2 separate regions of the Homo sapiens genome follow, and region 1 is linked to region 2. A link is a contact called in ENCODE Hi-C or POLR2A ChIA-PET data. All regions are on one chromosome and are shown on one strand. Each heading gives the region's core, a stretch centred on a gene start or an enhancer-like site at or near the end of the contact. The rest is flanking DNA. Distances are from core to core; before and after follow the strand shown. Region 1 overlaps INPP1 (inositol polyphosphate-1-phosphatase). Region 2 holds the start of AKAP19 (A-kinase anchoring protein 19).

Region 1 (2,767 bases), core at 130-2,629, 180 kb before region 2:
GAAAATTTCATAGAAATTATTTCAATATTTTATAATGCTTTCTGCCATAAAGTTCTATTCTCCCAAATGTAATGGTTAGATTATCATATAAAAGGCAATATAATATTGCAAAGAACACAGACTCTGGAGCCAGTCTGCCTGTGTTCAAAAACTGGCCCTACCATTTACTTGATGTGCAACCTTAGGCAAGTTACTTAACCTCTCTGTGCCTCCCTTTTTTCACCCATTGCATTGTAATAGTAGTTCTTCATCAAATTGTTATAAGAGCTAAATAAGTTAATATATTTAACGACGACTTTAGAATAGTGGCTGGCACATAGCATTTATAAGTGCTGCTAGTATTATTATTTCTACTTATTAATACGGTTTCTCTAGTCAGCTCCAGAAAGAGTCGTAATCATTGTTATATTAACATATAAACATCTTTGTGTGTTTATAACAAAGAACAGTATTTTTCTACTAGAATAAAGGAGACTTTAAGTCTCCAGCTACAATCTCATAACTGAAGAAACCACTAGATAAATGATGAGATCCACAAGGTAGGACTTAACATATCAAGTTAAAAAAAAAACAGGTTACAAAGCAGTGTGCTCTTATTTCTGTTGCAATACATTGTATGTGTCATGTACACACATACACATAGAAGGAAAATGTTATAATATTTATCAAAGCATAGCTGTGGTTTTCTCCAGTGGTGGGACTAAGAGGGTTCTTATTTTTGCTTATTTTCCAGAAAACATGTATTATTTATTAAGAAGAAATTCATTAGTAAGTGGAAGGTTCTATACTGAAGTGTTTATTTCTAGGTATTAGAATTGTGAGTGATTTTTATTTTCTTATTTCATTTTCTGTATTTTAAAGATTTCCTGCAATGAACATTTTATCAATACTGTAATCATGACAAGGAGGAAGAAAATCCAAGATGTTTACTTGAAATCAAGGTGCTAGTATACTGATAGGGGTGAGGAGCAAAAGGCATGCTATTCTATGATGGAGAAAGCCACAGATGCAACTATTTTGCAGTTACCTTGGCTATGACCTTTCTTACCTTGTTCTCCATATTCTGTTTTATAACTTCCTGTACCAGTACATCAGCCAGCGTCTTGAAGTCAACTGCAAACTTCTTGTTCTTTTCTCCCTCTTTCTTTTCTTCGATCAGCAGCTGGAAGAGGGCTTCCTGCTGTCTGCACGCCCGGGCAATGTTAGCAGCCTTCTCAGAGACACAGAGCAGCTCCCGGAGGATATCTGACATTTCTGAACCTTGCTTTTCAGTTGCAGCTGCTGGTGGAATTGGCACCCACCCTCTGGGCCGTCAGCTGGAAAAATACAAGAATGTGAAAGAGAAAGCAGTTCAGAGAGTGATGTCAGGGTGCCTCTGGCACTACTAACAACCCATTTGGCAGTCAACCTGGTCAGCCTGGTGAACAGCTAGTCTATATCATATTCACATCCTCAGTGTGGAAGACTCTAGATACAATCTAACATTTGAAGCTTATTGTTTTAAATCTTGAAAAAAAATTTACACTCTCAAAAATATACCAAGAATTAAATTCTCAGTGACAGAAAAATCTTTGAATGAAAATCTAAATCCCTAGAGAGACAGGCAGATGGACACACAAGCACAATGCTAAAGGCAAGTCAAATTCTTGTAATGACCTTAGAATGATCATATGCTTAGCAGCAATATTGAAGTAGTGCTTTCTTTCACCCTGTGGGAAGAAGGGAGAAGAAATGGATGAGGACTTATGCTGTCAGTTCCAGGGCAACTTTCTTTTTTCTTTCTTTTTTTTTTTTTTTTGAGACGGAGTCTCACTGTGTCACCCAGGCTAGAGTGCAGCTGTGCGATCTCCGCTCACTGCAAGCTCCACCTCCCGGGTTCACGCCATCCTCCTGCCTCAGCCTCCCGAGTAGGTGGGACTACAGGCGCCCACCACCATGCCTGGCTAATTTTTTGTATTTTTAGTAGAGACAGGGTTTCACCGTGTTATCCAGGGCAACTTTTCTAAAGTACTAAGTACCAGACCAGCTAGCACCTTTTTTGCTGTTTTTGTTTTTGAGACAGGGTCTCACTCTGTCACCCAGGCTGGAGTGCAGTGGTGTGAACACAGCTCATTGCAGCCTTGACCTCCTGGGCTCAAGTCATTTTCCCACCTCAGCCTCCTGAGTAGCTGGGACTACAGATGCATGCCACCACGCCAGGCTAATTTTTGTATTTTTTGTGGAGATGGAGTTTTACCATGTTGACCAGGCTAATCTCAAACTCTTGCGCTCAAGTGATCCTCCTACCTCGGCCTCCCAAAGTGCTGGGACTACAGGTGTGAGCCACTGCGCCCAGCCTCAGACCAGCAAGCACTGTGTGTCCTGCAAGGCCCTGAGGTCATTCTTAGGCTAGTAGCACAAGCCATCTCATTGCCAACTTCCTCACACCCCGTTAAAAAAAAGTCCCACTATCTATGCTGCTCCTTTACCCAGTAAACGGTTGAATAATGAGGTGAAACATGCAACTTGTTGAGACTTGAAAAGTTCTGGCTTCTAAGAGTGTTATGCTATCATACCTTGATTATATCTGTTGGGGCTTTCCTGCAATTAGGAGAGAAACAGTTCTCATTTTTAATAATAGCTACCTCTTACTGGAAAAGCTTGAAAAATTCCTATCTCATGAGAATTATTGTATTATCAACCCTGTTTTATAGTTAAGCTGAAGTATAGCAAGGTTAAGTAACTTCTTCAGGGTTACAGAAGGCTAAACTGCAAGGCTTGGCATTGC
Region 2 (2,701 bases), core at 16-2,515:
TGGCCTGTCAGGAGTGCTACAGAGGAGATAATAAAATGGATTGGAGGTTGGTCTACAATTTTAAAGCATCCTTTTGTTACAACATTGTGTGGACCTAAATAAGTAATGATTATAATTTTTGTTTAATGGCAAAACAAAATTAAAAACTGAAATTATTCTTCCAGACCATTCTGCTTGAAAGCAGAATGCCTAAATAATGTTATTTGCCATCTATTTATGATAGCCATGTTAGGTGTTTGAAAACAGCCTCATCCAAAGGGAAAAAGGAATAGCCAACTGTTGATCTTGGTTTGATTTATACTTTGTCATAATAAAAGTAGATTCCCTATTCCTCCGAATTCTTATCTAAAAATTTCCCTGAGAGAGCTGCCACATACACTAGATCCTAAAAAGATGGTCTTTGATAAGAACATTTACTAGTTTACAATTTTATGTTAACCTAATTCCCTAAAGGATAGGGGAAGGGCTGGTGTCAGACCAGAGACAAGAGAGACAACTCCAATTGTTCCGCTTTGCTTCTTTGACCCCTTAACTCATGGCTAAAGGATCTTACCCGTCTACTCCTCTTAATTTCTTATTTGCATCATTTCACCTCAATATTCAGCCTCCCACAGCTCCAAAGAGCACGAGAGCTAATACTTTGCTCATGATATGCCATTCAGAGCACAAGCCTGACAGCTTGGCATATCAATGCAATGTTCACGGGCAAATCTCTTACCTGAAAATCTTCACTCACTCTTCAGGTAGGCAGCAGGGTGGAATTGCAACTCATAATGAGATACCTTTCACTGGGAAGCCCAGAACAAAATTGAAGGGGTAGGGGCTAACTCTTCTCGATTAGGGGACGGAGATGTGAGGCTCTATCCACGGCAGCTGGCTGAGAACGGTCTCGTTTAATTAAAGCCTCCTGTAACTCATGGGTTTCTGCCATTGAAAAATCTAAAAGGCACAGCTGACAAGCAAAGACCGACAGACACCCGCCCTTCACCAGTCACCCACCTCCCAGATGTTCACTTACACAACACGTTGCCCGGCAGCTGCGCGCCCATGGCACGTCCGGACAGCCGTGGGGTCCCGGAGGCAGCCTGCGCTCAGGCCCGGGGCGGGTCTCCGAAGCTCCCGGAGCAGCCCTGTCGTGGGAGGGGGGCTTGCTGGCGTCTGGGCGGGCGGCAGCTGAGGCCGGGCGGGGGCAAAGTGCAGTCCAGCTGCCAGGGCAGCGGCGCCGCCTTCTCGCCGGCGCCCGGCTCAGCCAAGTGGCAGCATGTGGAGGACGGGGCGTCCTTCGGCGGCGCCCGGGCTCCCGGCCCCTCCTCCTGCCGTCGCCGCCGCGCCCGCCGCGCGCTCCTCGCGGGTTCGCGGCCCGCACCTGGCCTCCAGATGGCCGCCCAAGGGCGCTCGGCTCCAGGGCGCGCCCTCTGGGAGCGACCCACGAACTTCGGGTGGCAGAGGGTTGCCTCGATACTTCCTCAGGCGCAGGGTCCGAGGCAGGGGCGGGCGGAGCGGAGCTGGGCTGCCAGCCGGTTGGTCTGGGCCACCGCCCTCACGCCCCCCGCAACTACCAAGCAGCTGCCGGCGCCGCAGCGGGAACAGACCCGCAAAGGTCAATGAAAGCAGAAGCCAGCGAGGCATCGCAGAGGTCAATGAAAGTAAGAGCCAGCGAGGCATTTCGCTGGCCCTGCCCCTGGTCTCGGCCCCCTGGGCTGCGAACTCTCCTGAGCTCCGCCCTGGTGAGAGGGGGCGCTGCCCTCCAAGGCCTCTCCCCCGCGGGGCCTGCCTTGGGACAACAGGTGCTGGGCCGGGGCACTGAGCCCGCCTGCAGGGGGCCCCGCAGCCTGGCCGCGGCCTTCCCAGCTAAGGGTTCTGCGCTTGGGCCGGGCAGAGCTGCCAGACCTGCTTTGACCTGAAACCCCACTCTCGCAGAGCTAGGCCAGGGATTCCGCCCTTCCCACCTCGTTTGCACCATGAGTATGCAGAGCAAAAGTGTTGGAAGTACTTAAACATTTAAAGGACATATCCATTTTATACTTTTCCATACAGAAATACTCAAGAACATTTTCCAAGCGTGTTTCTCTTTCAAACAAAGTATCTCTAAAGGCCATTTTCTCACTCTTTAAAGCATTGAATACCACTGCCTCAAAACATGGCCATTATTGAGTTACACTTCCCCGCACAGTCCATGTGATGCCTGCATCTGCCCAGCATGATTTCTAGCAATAGTAAAAGTCCCAAGAGAACTACAAAAGAACCATTATTTTCCTTGTGTTCTACAACGGATTAGTCAATGCGAAATTCATGCTTGAAGGGACCTTAGTGATAATTTTGACTCCACATTACAGATGAGGACACAGAGGCCCAGAGTTCAGCAGTACAACGAAAGAGAGTGGAACTTAAAAAACTAACAATCTATAAACTGAGACTTAGCTCTTTGAAGGTACATTATAGTAAAAAATAAACCTAGATTGCAGAAGAGTTGAGAAGTTTAAGTTACACAAAAATCTATCCCAGAATCTCAGATTTTAAATGAATCAAGCATTCTTATTTTTATCCAGGCTTAAATTAGCTAAGGTTATATACAAACCCAGTGGCCCAGAAATGTAATTTTTCTTCATGCTAGTATGATTAATGGGATTGGAGTTGGTACATCCTGACAATCATAGAATGTAAGTATACCTATATTAATTGATTTTTCTGATAAGTATCA

The links. Hi-C counts contacts between places; a loop is a spot of excess contacts on that map. ChIA-PET counts read pairs that join two places held with the same protein, here RNA polymerase II (POLR2A). Pooled maps may share reads with other maps.
Region 1: a loop to region 2 is called in a map with no recorded cell type, with 6 times the contacts of the local background. The contact joins the enhancer-like site here to the promoter of AKAP19 in region 2. A Hi-C loop is called at or near these places in 2 of 168 maps with a recorded cell type or tissue (GM12878 and psoas muscle), 21 of 37 single-sample maps with no recorded cell type and 14 of 50 pooled maps. POLR2A ChIA-PET finds 5 or more read pairs at or near these places in 1 of 52 experiments (HepG2).

The regions. Positions count from the first base shown.
Region 1 is chr2:190,358,588-190,361,354 of GRCh38, reverse strand. INPP1 (inositol polyphosphate-1-phosphatase) reads right to left here. Exons shown (of 7, transcript NM_001128928.2): 3 at 1,049-1,316. The coding sequence starts at 1,252. Among named protein-coding and RNA genes, the nearest start is that of INPP1, 16 kb to the right of the region's middle. RefSeq lists an enhancer at 1,039-1,418. Within about 2 kb of position 1,379, at least 26 of the 41 ENCODE cell types and tissues checked have a DNase peak (open chromatin) inside an H3K27ac peak, as active enhancers do; they include GM12878 and psoas muscle, where a contact is called at or near this core.
Region 2 is chr2:190,179,427-190,182,127 of GRCh38, reverse strand. It overlaps AKAP19 (A-kinase anchoring protein 19), which reads right to left and starts at 1,265. Exons shown (of 2, transcript NM_001042519.2): 1 at 1,019-1,265. RefSeq lists an enhancer at 512-1,311 and silencers at 1,090-1,539, 1,810-1,909.